Regions from separate parts of the Mus musculus genome. Here regions 1 and 3 are each linked to region 2. A link is a contact called in ENCODE Hi-C or POLR2A ChIA-PET data. All regions are on one chromosome and are shown on one strand. Each heading gives the region's core, a stretch centred on a gene start or an enhancer-like site at or near the end of the contact. The rest is flanking DNA. Distances are from core to core; before and after follow the strand shown. Region 1 overlaps 5031439G07Rik (RIKEN cDNA 5031439G07 gene). Region 2 holds the start of Nup50 (nucleoporin 50). Region 3 has its middle 18 kb from the start of Phf21b.

Evidence for each region. Hi-C counts contacts between places; a loop is a spot of excess contacts on that map. ChIA-PET counts read pairs that join two places held with the same protein, here RNA polymerase II (POLR2A).
Region 1: POLR2A ChIA-PET joins it to region 2 with 16 read pairs in Patski. The contact joins the enhancer-like site here to the promoter of Nup50 in region 2. A Hi-C loop is called at or near these places in 11 of 37 maps with a recorded cell type or tissue (T-helper 1 cell, T-helper 17 cell, T-helper 2 cell and 4 more). POLR2A ChIA-PET finds 5 or more read pairs at or near these places in 3 of 5 experiments (Patski and embryonic stem cell).
Region 3: a map of left cerebral cortex shows a loop between it and region 2 (2.1-fold over the local background). The contact joins the enhancer-like site here to the promoter of Nup50 in region 2. A Hi-C loop is called at or near these places in 1 of 37 maps with a recorded cell type or tissue (left cerebral cortex).

The regions. Positions count from the first base shown.
Region 1 is chr15:84,972,092-84,976,328 of GRCm38, reverse strand. The region is part of intron 1 of 5031439G07Rik (RIKEN cDNA 5031439G07 gene); the gene reads left to right. Among named protein-coding and RNA genes, the nearest start is that of 5031439G07Rik, 14 kb to the left of the region's middle. Within about 2 kb of position 2,950, at least 2 of the 3 ENCODE cell types and tissues checked have a DNase peak (open chromatin) inside an H3K27ac peak, as active enhancers do; they include gastrocnemius, where a contact is called at or near this core.
Region 2 is chr15:84,920,593-84,925,266 of GRCm38, reverse strand. Nup50 (nucleoporin 50) reads right to left here and starts at 1,839. Exons shown (of 8, transcript NM_016714.2): 1 at 1,617-1,839.
Region 3 is chr15:84,871,847-84,876,398 of GRCm38, reverse strand. No RefSeq gene overlaps it. Among named protein-coding and RNA genes, the nearest start is that of Phf21b, 18 kb to the right of the region's middle. Within about 2 kb of position 3,138, at least 1 of the 3 ENCODE cell types and tissues checked has a DNase peak (open chromatin) inside an H3K27ac peak, as active enhancers do; it is left cerebral cortex, where a contact is called at or near this core.

The sequences.
Region 1 (4,237 bases), core at 1,701-4,200, 50 kb before region 2:
TGTCTCTCTCCCTCAGACAGGGTTTCTCTGCAGACTAGGCTGGCCTCAAACTTAAGAGACTGCAACCTCTGTTTCCTGAGTGTTGCCGCTGCCGCTGCCACTGCCACTGCCACCACCTTTGAAGCCATCAGTAGTGCCACCGTGTGTGTGCTTAGGTTCAGGGACAACGGACATGAAGGAAGACAAATGAGAGGCACACTTCTACCCTCTGCACCATGGAACTGAGTCCTGCTGTCTTACTGTCCTGAGAGAGCTGGGACTCCACACTTGGAGCCTCAGGCAGAGAGAGCCATGGGTCGCCTGCTTGGGCTGCTGACTCAGGAGGTGCTGATTCTGCCAGGCAGGGAGGTGGGGCTGGGATTCCAGAGGATTCCTACCCCTCCGCTTGGTTCTCCTGGGAGTCCTCTCCCCATGGAGAGCCTGGTGGGATGAATCAGCCTCAGCTGGTGCTGCAGCTGCGATCAGCTGATGTCATCCTCCTCCAAGGGCTGTGTCAGGGGAGCCTGGGTGCACCCAGGAGAGTTCTCTGAGCTCACTGGAGAGCTCTGAGCAGCACGGACCTCTCCTTGACCTGTGCATGCTTTCTGCTGAAGGACTAGGGCATCTGTTTGAAACCTCTCTCTCTGTCTCTCTGTCTCTCTCTCTGTCTCCTTCCCTGTCTCCCTCCCTCCCTCCCTCCCTGCCTCCCTCCTTTCCTCAGACAGGTTTCTCTGCATCTTTCTATAGGGAGTGTAACCCCTGTTGGCATATGCAGTGGGACTTAGGGGGATTGGGACAGTTGCTCAAACTCTCAGTGGCCTTAGGCAGGGACCTAACTCTCCTGGGCTTGGAGCTGCAGGCTGTCCATTTTCACACTTGGACAGGTCTGTATCAGAGGGGCCTTTGATGCCCTGTTCTTTCCTAGGTGGCCCTTTGCTGGGTTGACACACAAGGAAGCACCCAGCCCTGGCTTCAGAGGGTGGGTAGACCCAGAAGTGAGAGAAGAGAAGGGATCTGAGAGAGTTGGTGATGGAGTGGGCCAGTCCAGGAGGAGAACATTGCTTGCTGTGGACTGAATGAGTGATGAGGAGCCTGCCAGGACTACCTGGCAGTGGGAAAGGTGTGTCTGGGTTTGTTTTCCTCCTAAAGGGGGTGCCTAGGTGACTGTGAAATTAGGGAAAGATCTAGGGCTGGATAGCACTTGGGGTTACAGAGCCTGCAGCAAGCCAGTGTAGACAAGATACAGGTACATGGGTGGAGCTGGGATGCCTGGATCCTGGCCAGAGCCTTGCATAGAGTAAGGTGAAGAAATATATGAAGAGTGAAGCCCACATTCCCAGCCCTGGCTGCTGGCTGTTGCACCTGTCAAGGAGTGGCTGCACTGGCTGGGGAGGGTGGGCTTCTGAGGTTCCGTGACTCACCTTCTGCCCTGTAGTACCTGCGTGGGAGCCAGAGGAGGGGAATAGTGGCTAGGTCATGTAAAAATAACCTCCAGCCTAGGGAGGTGGAGGTGCTGGGGTTGCTGGATCACAGATCCCACCGGGTCAGAGTGCCCTGTGAAGTGTCACAGAGCTAGTTCTCTACATGGAAACAAAAGCTACTATGGTGGTGATCTCGGAGTTGGGGGTTTTTATCTAGAAACCTCTCAGTTTGTGAGATGTTCCAGGGAGCATCACGGTGGCCTGGAGGCAGGCTGTGGGTGGTGATGGCAGGTGCCATGCTGGTCATGTGGGTAATTTTGTGGCATTGCCGCTGCAGAGAAAGCATGAAGGATGGCTCTTGGGGGGTGGAATCCTGCAGGCTGCCCCAGAGAAAGCCCACACACTGGCAGGCATGGGGACAGCCTGCAGTCTGAGCATCAGCCATGACCTTGCTGGGCAGCCTGGACATCAGCATCTGCTTTCCTAATTGAAGCGGCTTCTAAGGGAGTTCCAAGGGCTCTGAGGATTTTCCTTGTATTCTTGCTGATGGTGGTTTGGGCACTGTGTACAAATTTGCCTTAGTGTCTCAGAGAATGCACCATATGTTCATGTGTTTGAGGTCACATTTGCTGGTTGCCTACTGTGACCTCTGTCAGCAAGATGTAAGGACCCTCACAGATGGGAAGTAAGAAATCACCATGACAAGGCTGGAGCAAAGGGCTGAAGGTGTGGCCTTGTGGGCAGATGTATGTGGCAGTGGTCTGTTCCTGCCACAGAGCAGCAGTGGTAGGCCTGACTGGTGGTGACTCAGGCCTTGAGCCTCAGTTTCCCATCATGTGAATAAAGTCCATGGTAGATGCTATGAAGATCAGAGTGGGCACTCAAAGGGGATCCAGCCCCATGGTGCAGATAGCATTTAGCATGTTTGGAAAGGTGCTGCCTATCAGAGGCAGCCTGGAGTTGGGGGTGAGTGGGCAGACAGACCCCAGGAACTGAGGATATAGCTACTCTCACAGGTCACAGCTACTCTCACAGGGAACAAATACTGCTGCTGAGGGAGGTGTGGCCTCTGTGGAGGTATTTAGTCAGGGGACAGGGGTCAGGGCTGGCTACTGTATTTGGGGAGTGAAGGGCAGATTTGTGGGTGCTATCTGGAGAGCATGGGTCATGTGGTGAGAGAGCCTGAACTTCCTGAAGAAGATACAGGACCAGCTCAGCCTGACTTGGACATCCGAGTCATCCACACCCCACTTCCCTTGGGATTGCTCATGTGGGACCCGACTGACCAGTTCTTCATCCAGGGCCTCATCAGGGCAGCCTGGCTTCCTAGGACAGCTTCTTTGTGCTTTGTGCCCCAGGGAACGAGGGCCCTCAGTACCCAGGCACAAGATGATAAAAGGCCTATTGAGGCCACAAAAGCCTATTCATCCTGCTCAGGGGACCAAGGGCTACCCTTGGACTCTTGTCAAAGACAGTCGGCCTCCTGACCTCTGCTGTTGGGAGGTATCCAGAGCCCAGCAGTGTCCATTGCTGACCAGGTGCACTCTCCGGAGGACCTTGTCCTTGCAGCCCACAGTTGGGTCCAGGCCAGGTGCTAGCATGCACGTGCCACAGCAGAGAGTGCCCCCACCCTTCACCAGACTGTTTAGAGGTTTATCCTTGGAGGGTAAACACCAACCAGCAGCCAGAGTGCCCGTGAGGTCTGCCCCTCGTGTTCTGATTCCTCACTTCTCTGGCTTCCCCTGCCCTCCCTTGGTACAGGCCTCTCTGCAGTGGTCTTGAGTGCAGCTCCAGTCACTTCTGCTTACTCTTTGCCTACCTAGCTTATAGTTCAGCCCTGAGCTGAACTCTCCTCACTGTAGAGCTGCTGGCAGCTAGACCAGGGTGGCCTGCCTGTCCAGCTCTTGTCCCCTGCCTGGCTACGAGCGCCACCTGACAGCAGCCTGTATAGCAGGCGCTTGGGATGCTCCACACCATGCAGGGGTGGGTGCTGGGTGGATGCTGGGTCCACAGTCCTGCAGGGGCCAACTGTGTTCCTGGGTACCCTCTCCCTGATGCAGCATCCTTGCCTGTACGGACAACAAACTTGCAGACGGAATGCTCCAGAACCACTGTAGACACTTGGATTTTTTTCCCCCCAGTCTTCCTATGCATTACAAACAAACCCAAAAAGCCAGGTTCTCAATATATATATATATATATACATACATACATACATACATACATACATACATACATACATACGTGTGTGTGTGTGTGTGTGTGTGTGTGTTCAGTTTCTGTGTTCTGGCTCTCCTGCTGTAAGCAATTTTCTAGTAATTATGTAGCACTAAATTCTGGCATTTGCTAACTGTAGTTGCTAGAACTGTCTCGGTCCCTTGTTAATTTGGCTGTGTATGCATGGTGTGTGCAGGTTGATGCTGCATGTCTTTAGTTTTTGAGACAGGGTCCCCTCACTGAATCCCAGGCTTGCTGATCTAGCCAAACAGGCCAGCAAGCCCCAGGCACTAGCCTGTCTCACCTCCCAGTGCTGGGACCAGATGCCCACACTGTCACATCTGGCTTTTGATGTAGGTTCTGAGGGAATTCTCCTGCTTTGTGGCAAGCACTTCCATCTCCAGAATCCCTGTCTTGGTTCCTTCTGTTTGATTTTTAAGTTAGGGGTCTTACCTTGCAATCAGGGCTGACCTCTAATTCTCAATCCCCCTGCCTCAGTCTCCTGCGTGGTGGGATCATATATAGACAACATGTCCAGCTATTTTTTGCTTATTTTTTTCAGATCAACTTAAGATATAAAAATTAAAATATATAAGATAATTAAAAAAAAAGATGTACTT
Region 2 (4,674 bases), core at 590-3,089:
CCGTCTCTTTTTAACTCCTCTCCCAAACCGCTGCAAAATTAATCTTATCAGAAATAGCGTTCTTTACAGAACTGTTCACAGGTGAGGTCTCTGGATCCCTAGGGAAATTTTTCTAATCATTACCTAACATCACCACCAGAGGGCAAAAGAGGTAAGCAGTGACCCTGCTAGATTTACTGTTTTAAGATGTGGACAAAAGGAATAGTGGGAAACGCATTTAAACTGTCTAGCTCAGACTTGAAACTAAAGAGTACCTGACAGACTAAAACAAACGAATGCTGCCGCTGCCATTTCACACTTTACTCAGATGAGTCAGAGGCCAGGAATTCTAGTTTTGTTTCCTGATGACTCTAAAATGTCCCAAACCTACCTGGCTCATAGATCTGTTGTTGATTCAGTGGTCCGAGGCATTACTTATTTGAGAAAATACAAGATGCTATTGCTAGCTTCCAGGACAAGCTGAGCGAGCCTGGGCAATCGGGTTTGGCGAATGATTATCTGTGGGACAGAGGGACTGCTATGAAAACTAAGATGGCATAGCTTAGAAGAGTGCCTCAAACAGAGGAAGTGTCCTGTCAAAATAGTAACAAAAATAACCCCTATTTTTACTCCAAAACTCAAAAGCTGTAGAGGGAAAAGTAACTACTACTATAGGCTAAACTTTTAAAACACATTTCACCAACCCGGGTGATGGTAGAGGGAGGCTGAAGCAGGATGACAGTTTGAGGCCAGTCTAAGCCATAGAACAAGTTCAAGGCCAACATAGGAGATACATACTTTTTTTTTTAAAGCACCAAATACCTACTTATTTCACATTCCATAGTTAAACACAACTCTGCAAATTATCTGGAACAAGGCCTGGCACTTGAGACTTATCTGCCAGCTATTATTGTTGTTATTAAAGCTTTTCTGTTTTATTTTTCTTTTAAAGCGGTGGGGACAGGATCCAGGGTCTCGTACGTACTAGATAAGCTTCTACCAATATGTTACCGGGGAAATTTAATCCCTGTAATAAATGACTTACAACAGCTGCCCGGAAGACTTTGCCAAATGTCTGCGTTTGTGGGTAAAATGGCTCCACGAAATGCTTTTAAGATATGAAGCTAGGAAGTTGCCGGGGGACGGGGTGTGTGTGTGTGTTGACAGGGGATGGTGATGGTGTGTGTGTGTGTGTGTGTGTGTGTGTGTGAATTATTCACGATCGGGCCGCTTCCTGCGGTGTGCGCACCCGCACAACTCTGCGGTCAAGAGATGACTTTCACAGGAAAACACCAGGAGCCGATCGAGGTCACTATAACGCCCCGGAAAAGCCCAAACCTCAAAAGTGGCCCTGGACGAACCCGGGTGACCAACGGCCTGGAAACTCGGTGAGGGCACCGGGGGACCGAACAGCCGGGGAGACGACATGTAAGGGGCGAAGGCCAGCCAGGGTTGGGCCAGGGCGGCCCTGCCACCGCCGCCTACCTCCGCTGGGGCCGAGGCCCGCGCTCAGCCGAGCCTTCCACTGCCAGGCGGCTCGCCCGGCAGGCCCGGCCCGGTCCGGCTTCACAAACAGCCCGCCGCGTCGCCAAGGCGGCCGCCGCCCCGCCCTCCTGGCCTGCCCGGCCCTCACCTACCTTGACTGCCGCCGCCGATCACGCTGGAGTCCCGGCGCCGCGGCGAGCAGGGCCGAGGCGGCGGTCGCGGCCGCTGGGAGATTCCGGTGCGTCGAGCGCCTCCGGGAACTTCGTGATCAGCAGAACTCGGGAGCCGTGTGTCTCTGAGTCCGACACTGAGGACAAGAAGAGACATCCGCTCAGCCCGAAGCTGCTACAGAACGGTGAAGAGAGCGCCCGGGGCCGCCATCTTGTAACTCGAATGGACGCCTCCGAACCAATCGGAGGGAAAAGAGAGGGGGAGGGGGAAGAGGCAAGCGACGCCCGCATCCAGCTACTGCGCATGCGCGTCGGAGCCTCCGCCGCCGGCCCCTTCTCCTGAGGGCCACTTGGGTCGCGCGGCGCATGCGCAAGCCCGCCCTAGAAACAGTCGCCGGGAGGACCATTGGAGCTCGCGCGTGCGCACAGGGAGCGCGGGCAGCGGGCCGGGAGCCAAAGCCACTGTCAAACGCGGGTTAAGCACGTTGGTCACGTGTCGGCCGCCGTCCCAGTTTGAGGAGGTTCGCGCGCCAATCGCTGCCGAGACACTAGCGGGAGGCGTTGTGGTCAGTGACTTTGGAGGCCTCCGATGGTGTGGTGGGTGGCTGAGGAGACTGGCCGTGGATCTGGGGGGAGCACGAGGCGGGTGCAACGTGATTCTCACGTGGACGGGCCTTGGGGAGGGTGGATCTCAGTCTGCGGAGACTTGGAAGCTTGTGGTAGCTCTTCCCGACATGGGGCTGGAGAGCCCTGCGGGACGGACTCTAAAGGTCACCTGCCCCAATTGCTGCTTTATGATAGATGTCCACAGATTTCCTCGTTGGGAGCTGTAAATTTGCCCCAAGCTGCAGGACCAGCTAGGGCCCACAGGAGATGAAGTCCCCGGAGGGATTCAGCTGCGGGACGAACCGTATGCGTCCTGGACCAGGACTCGTGTTTTGTGTGCTTTTAGCTGACTACAGCACTCTAAAGCGGTTCAGTTGTTTAAGAAGGGATTCCGGTTGGTCTAATTCTTCTGCTTGAGTTTTAACGAGAATGTGAACCAGAATGTCAGACCCATCCTTAACCATCCGGAAACGGGTCTCAGAGAAACTAGCATTTCTAGAGCAATAGTTCCAAACTTTTGAGAGAGGACAAAGGGGGTTCCAAGGGAGAAGTCAAGTCCCTTATTTTCAGGGTGTTTCATCCATCGATCTGCAAGAACTGCAAAAGGAGACTAGCTGGCACGGTGGTAGAGTACTTGGCTAGCACGAGGAAAGCCCTAAATTCAGTTCCCCCAGATCCAGCAGAGTGAAAGAGAAAAAGCCAGATCGCATTTAATGCACACATTTGTTCTTGATTCAACTGACTGCCAATGAAGTGTCTTCTGAAAATTTGTGTTAAATACATGCAAGGTATTTTTCTTGTCATTCTCTACACATTTCAGCTATGTCGTTAACGTCATATTTAGTGCTATAAGTACTCCAGAGATAATTTAAGTATCTGAAGTCAGTCAGGTCATGGGCATTTTCAACTAAAGTCACAGTTACTGGAAGGCTGAGGCAAGAGGATCAGCCCAGGCCAGCCAGAGTAACAAGAAGATCCTCATTAATACAGACCAGACCCACAATCACAGCTATTCAGACAGTTGAGGCAGGAGAATCAAAACTTTAAGGCCTATTCTGGGCCACAGATAAAATTCAAATCTATGTTGAGCGTGCCTGAGCAACTTAGACCCTCTCCCAAAAATAAATAAAAATACAAAACTGGCTGGTCATAGTGGTGCTCATTTTAATCCCAGTACTTGATTAAATCCCAGTACAGAGGCAGATCTCTGAATTCCAGGCTAGCTTGATCTTCATAGTTCCAAGATGGCCAGCCTCACATATTGAGACCCTGTCTCAAAAGCAAACAAAAACACAACTACCAAAAAGCAACCAAATGAAGAACCAGAAAGGGTTGGGGGTGTTCAGTGGTAAAGTATCTGCCTAGCGCCTGTGAGGCCGTAGTACTGCAAAAGGAAACCTAAGTAAACTGGAAGTAGTAGTCCACACCTTTAATTCCACCACTCAGTACTGAGGAACAAAAACCTAGCTGCAAGCCGAATTCATTGGAGTGAGATGTCCGTGTGAAACCTGCCCGGAATTCTTTCAGGTTATAGGCAGTTTGGGTAATCTAGGAACTGGGACATGATTGCAAGTTCAAGGCCATGTTGAAGGATCAGGTGAGATCCTCTCTCCAACAGCAAAACCTGCAAGTAAAATACTTCATGTGAATACTGTGCCACTTAATATAAGAGCCTTGAGCAGACTGGAGTGACTCGGTGTTTAAAAGCACTTGTTCTTTCAGGGGATCCAGGTTCAGTTCTCAGAATTCACGTGACAGCTCACAACCCTCCATAACAGGATCCCGGACGTTAACACAACAGACTCCATTGATGGTGGTACCATTCAGGCCATGAAACTCAGCAAGCAGCACCACTTGGTAAAATGAAAACAATGACCACGGCCATCAAAGGCCATACATACTTCATAGTTTCTAAATGTAGTCACCCAGCTCAACTGAAGTATGTCAACCCAGATTGTTGTCCGTGCTTAACTCGCCCTGAGTAAGACTTTGGGCTACGCTGGGATTCTGAACACCCAGCAAGGTTACTGGTCAGCTAAGAGAGTTTGTATTGGCTTAAACTCATGTCTGAGCAGCAGTCTTATCTGATGGATACACAACACTGGAAGTTCAAAACATTCATATTCAAAAATTAAGATTTGAAAAAGAGAGAAATGACTTAACTCATCGTAAGATTTTGTATCTGCAGGTATTGTGGACATGCATAAGCATTAGGGAAACCCAACATACAGGGATGTGTCTTCAGGGCATCTCTTTTGTGTTCCATGTCCTGTGATTAAACTCTGGGAAACTACAACAGCCCAACCCAGACAGGATGATTAGATTGCCCAGATCCTTCAGTAATGAAGATATGGGTCTCCCTAACTCCAGGTAAAGAACCAAGACTCACTAATGTGCTTGCTGAGGGTGGAGGAAATACAGAATAGGTAGTACA
Region 3 (4,552 bases), core at 1,889-4,388, 50 kb after region 2:
AAGCAACAAATCCCTAACATTTCCATCAGCACACGTGCAGAAGAAGCTATTAAAGAGTTTCAGGGAGGGATGGTGAGGAGCCCAGGGGTCCCAGGCCTCCGGAATCTTTAGCTTGGCTGGCTGCCATCAAAGCAGAATTTACATGGTGATTTCCCACTTTACTTGGTGCTGAGTAAGCCGAACACTTCCACAAGCACTATTTTCATTTCAGGAGGCTCTTAGTTCCTTTCCTCTTTGCGATAAAAACAAAACAAAACAAACATCATCACAATAAAAACAAAACAAAACAAACATCATCACAATAACTTAGAAAGGAAAACATTTACTTAGACTTCTGATTTCAGAGGGTTAGAGTCCATGATAGCAGAGCGAAGGCATGGTGATGGCAGGAACAGATGAGAGTTCACATCTTGTCCTAAGAGAGAGAGAGAGAGAGAGAGAGAGAGAGCAAATGGATGGCATGGGCTTTTGATATTTCAAAGCCCAACCAATGACATCTTTTCACGAGGTCACACCTCCTAGTCCTTTCCAGATAGTTTCACCAACTGGGGACCAAGTATTCAAATGTATGGGCATTCTCATTTAAGCCATACATGCCACTCCTTGGATACCATTGGCTATCAGCCATGTCATAATGCATAATACATTTAGTCCAACTTAGTCCCCAGAGTCTTTCACATTCCCAACACTCTTTAAGTAGTCCAGTGTTCAAAGTGTCTTTTGAGACTCAAAGCAATCCTTTCATTGTAAGTAACCGCCTGTAAAAATCAAAGAGTGGTTACATACTTTCAACATACCCGTTACCGTTCCAAAAGGGAGAAATTGGGGGTAGAGTAAGGAAATGGTGGGCCAGAGCAAGACTGAAAGCCAGCAGTAGCTTCATGCCAAAGGGCTTCGATGGCTCCACTCTTCTGACTTCGCTGACTGCAGCACACTTCTCTCTCTCTCTCTTGGGCTGTCTCCAATCCCTGTCCACAGCTCTCCTTGGCAGATACGCCACAGCTCTGGCACCTCTAACATCTTGGGGTCCCCATTGCCATCCAGCCTTTACTTTCACAACTTGACACAATGGCTTCTCAGATATTTCAGGCAAGGACCTCCTCTGCCACCCACCTGGCCTCAGTGGATATAACTGGGCGTGTCACTGAACTGTTCTGGGTTTGCCGTCTGTGAAACAAACAGCACCCAGCCCCACCCCACCCCCCAAGTACTGTCTGTAGGGAGCTATCATAGAGCCCAGCGTTAGCGGTTTGGGGCTGGAAGATGGATGACAGATACCTAAGAAAGAAACTCGAGCGGATTTCAGATGAGAACAGGTGCTGAGAAGGATAATGTAGGTCACTGGGGCAGAGTGGCTCAGTGAGCAGGGACTGTCAAAGACTTGCTGGTCAGCGAAGCTTTGGGGCTTGCAGCCTTGGCACCGCCAAGAGGAGGAGGATGAACCAGGGTGCTATTGTAGACAGGTAGGTGGGCTGTAGAATACAAAACGGACAGGAGAATAGACTGCAGGAACTGGAGAACTCAAGATGAACCAAAGGACACGCCTCTGGCCTTGGTATCCATTGGGTGGTAGCAGATTATTCTGCAGTGGTTTCTGTTGGTTGAACCCATTCCTCCTGATGCGAGGGGGAAGGCTCCTGAGTCTCACAAGAAATGACTGAGGAAACCCCAGGTCCTTCCCCCAAATAGTAAAGACCTGAGACAGGGAGGTCTCTTGGGGTGTAGCTAGCTGCCTGCACGCTGGGTAGGATGCTCTAGGGATGTAGCTGTATGAGCTCCACACCTAAGCCCAAGTGGTCATGTCTTGAAGCAACTAAGAAAAGGGCTAAGTGCATTCATGACACAGATGGATATCCCAGGAACCCTGTCGCCTGGAAGTCAGATGGCTCTGGGCTCGGTTGATGTAGGAACTCACGGGGTGGCCGAAGCCAGTTTATGAGAACTAAGCCAACACAAGGACACAGATGGAATCACTCTCTTGTATTAGAGCCAACACAGCTGGAGGCTTGTGTGTGCATGCCTGTGCAGGTCAGAGGTCATCATCAGGTGTCTTTCTCTAGAGTTCTCCACCTTATCTGTTTTTTCAGTCAAGGTCTCTCACTGAACCTGGACCTCACAATGTGTGACCTGGTGGTGGTTAGGGTACCTGTGGCTCCTCTGTGGACACTGCCCATCCAGGATCTTGGGGACAGGAGTCCGAATGTCATGTGGAGGAGGGACCAGCACAGAAGGCAACAGGTGCCAGTGCCAGGACTTGCCAGTGAGATTGTGGTGTGGGACTGGTCTGTCAACAGCAGGGTGCTATTTATACAACTCTATCATGATTCATGTCTCCTGCTTAAGTACGTCAGTGCCTTTAGAGCACAAAACATGGTATTTTAAAATGCTTTTATGAGTGGGGTGTGAAGGTGGGCTGGGGAACCTGCTGTTAAACCCGGGCTACAGCCCAGAAGTGAAGTTCCAGAATTCCTGAACCGGAGGATTGTGTCACAGAGCCACAATACACACACACACACACACACACACACACACACACACACACACACACACACACACCATGCAACAAAACCTAAACACTCAAGAAACAAAACAAAACAAAAATCACAAGTCGGGCTGGAGAGATCGCTCAGCGGTTTAAGAGCCCTGGCTGCTCTTCCAGAGGTCCTGAGTCCAATTCCCAGCAACCACATGGTGGCTCACAACCATCTGTAATGGGATCCTATGCTCTCTTCTGGTGTGTCTGAAGACAGCGACAGTGTACTTGCGTACATAAATAAAATCTTTTAAAAAAAAATCACAAGTTGGGTGGTGTCTTGCTCGTTGCTCCGTGTAATCCTAGCTGGACTGAAACTCGCTATGTAGACCAGGCTGGCCTGGAACTTACAGAGATCCACCTGCCCCCTGCCCTGCCTCCTGGGTCCTGGGACTAAATGTGTGTGCCGCCACACCCAGTAAGTATGGTTTCTTTAAAATTACCGTCTGATGTAGACGTCTCATCTGTGTGAACCACCTCGCTGGCTGCTTCACACCAGCGAGCCGGTTTCTCTCTGAGGAGATTTGGGTCTCTTTGCTTCCTAGTGTATTTTTGGAGCGCCATAAGTAGGCTTGCTTCAGAGGCGCCCATTCTGATCTCTGTTTTTTTCCCCCTCTGGTATAAAAACCAGTTTGTCGCTCAGTCCTATAAATACCACCTTCCCCTCAGCTTCCGGGACTACATGTGATGAATCTAACAGACCTGTGTTTCCCTCAGCATTTGCCTTTTCTTGTTTGACTTTCCTCTGGGGACAGCCTTCCGGGTGATTTCTTCAGGACACCAAGAGGCCCAGGCTTCTGTCAGCCCTATTTTTTCATGCAGAGGCATGGGCACTTCTCCGGGTATCTTTTCCTTTTGAAGTAGGGGTTGGGTGGGGGTCACTGTCTAGAGAGTTCCCTATTGTGCACTGGCTTAATTGGCAATGTAAATAGCTTGCTGTTGACACAGCCTGGAAATGGCAGCTTCTAACCAAGATGAAATTGGTTATAGAAAATGCAGGCACTTCGAGCTAGAGTCCATATTCCATCTACAGTGTCTGCATATCTGACTGCCTATCATCCCTGAAAGCTCATAACATACCCATCAACTCTTTTCCTTTATCATGACATCGCTATTCTATGGAGCTTTACTGTGTGTTTAACAGGAACCAGAAGTGTTCTAGGATTCCTATATTATTTTACACTTTGAAAGACACCAGCATCACCTTTCATCACCTGACTGAGGCCTACCAAGATTAAGCCACTTGTAGCCAAGTGCAGCTAGAATTTGAACATGGGTGCTGTTTTAGTTAGGGTTTTATTGCTGTGAAGAGACACCATGACCACAGCAACTCTTGTAAAACAATTTTTAACTGGGGCTGGCTTACAGTTCAGAGGTTTATTTCATTATCCTCGTTGTGGGAAGCATGGTGGCATGCAGGCAGACATGGAGCTGGAGATGTAGCTGAGAGTTCTATATATGGTTCCTCAGGCAGCAGGAGGGGGCTGTGAGCTGCACTAGGCATGGCTTGAGCATCTGAGACCTCAAAGCCCACCCCCAGTGACACACTTCCTCCAACAAAGCCACACCTCCATTAGGAACTACCTCCTATGAGGTTCTGGGGGCCATTTTGTTTCAAATGCCCACAGGCCACCTCTACCTGGAAGGTGAAGAGTTTATTACTATAATGTACTGGACGTTGAGATTGGCTGGATGATCATGTACTATCCTGTCAGTCTGGGAACAGGCCTGGAAGGTCTCTATCCCTCACCCTCATGCATATGACACAGGTGTAGAGCTCTCCCCTGACCATCTTCCTGTCCCAGCTCATCAGATCCTCATGCAGAGCCAAGTTTGCCCATAGAGTTGCACCCAACCTTCTCTGCCAGGCCCACATCCACTCTGCATAAAACTCTATACAGACTGCATCAGGAGATCTCGTTAATGACATGGTCCGGATGCTCAGTCATTTCCTCAGGGGCTGTGGGAGCTGAGGGCCAGGGTTGAACATACCATACTTCTAGCCTTTTCTAAGAAGGC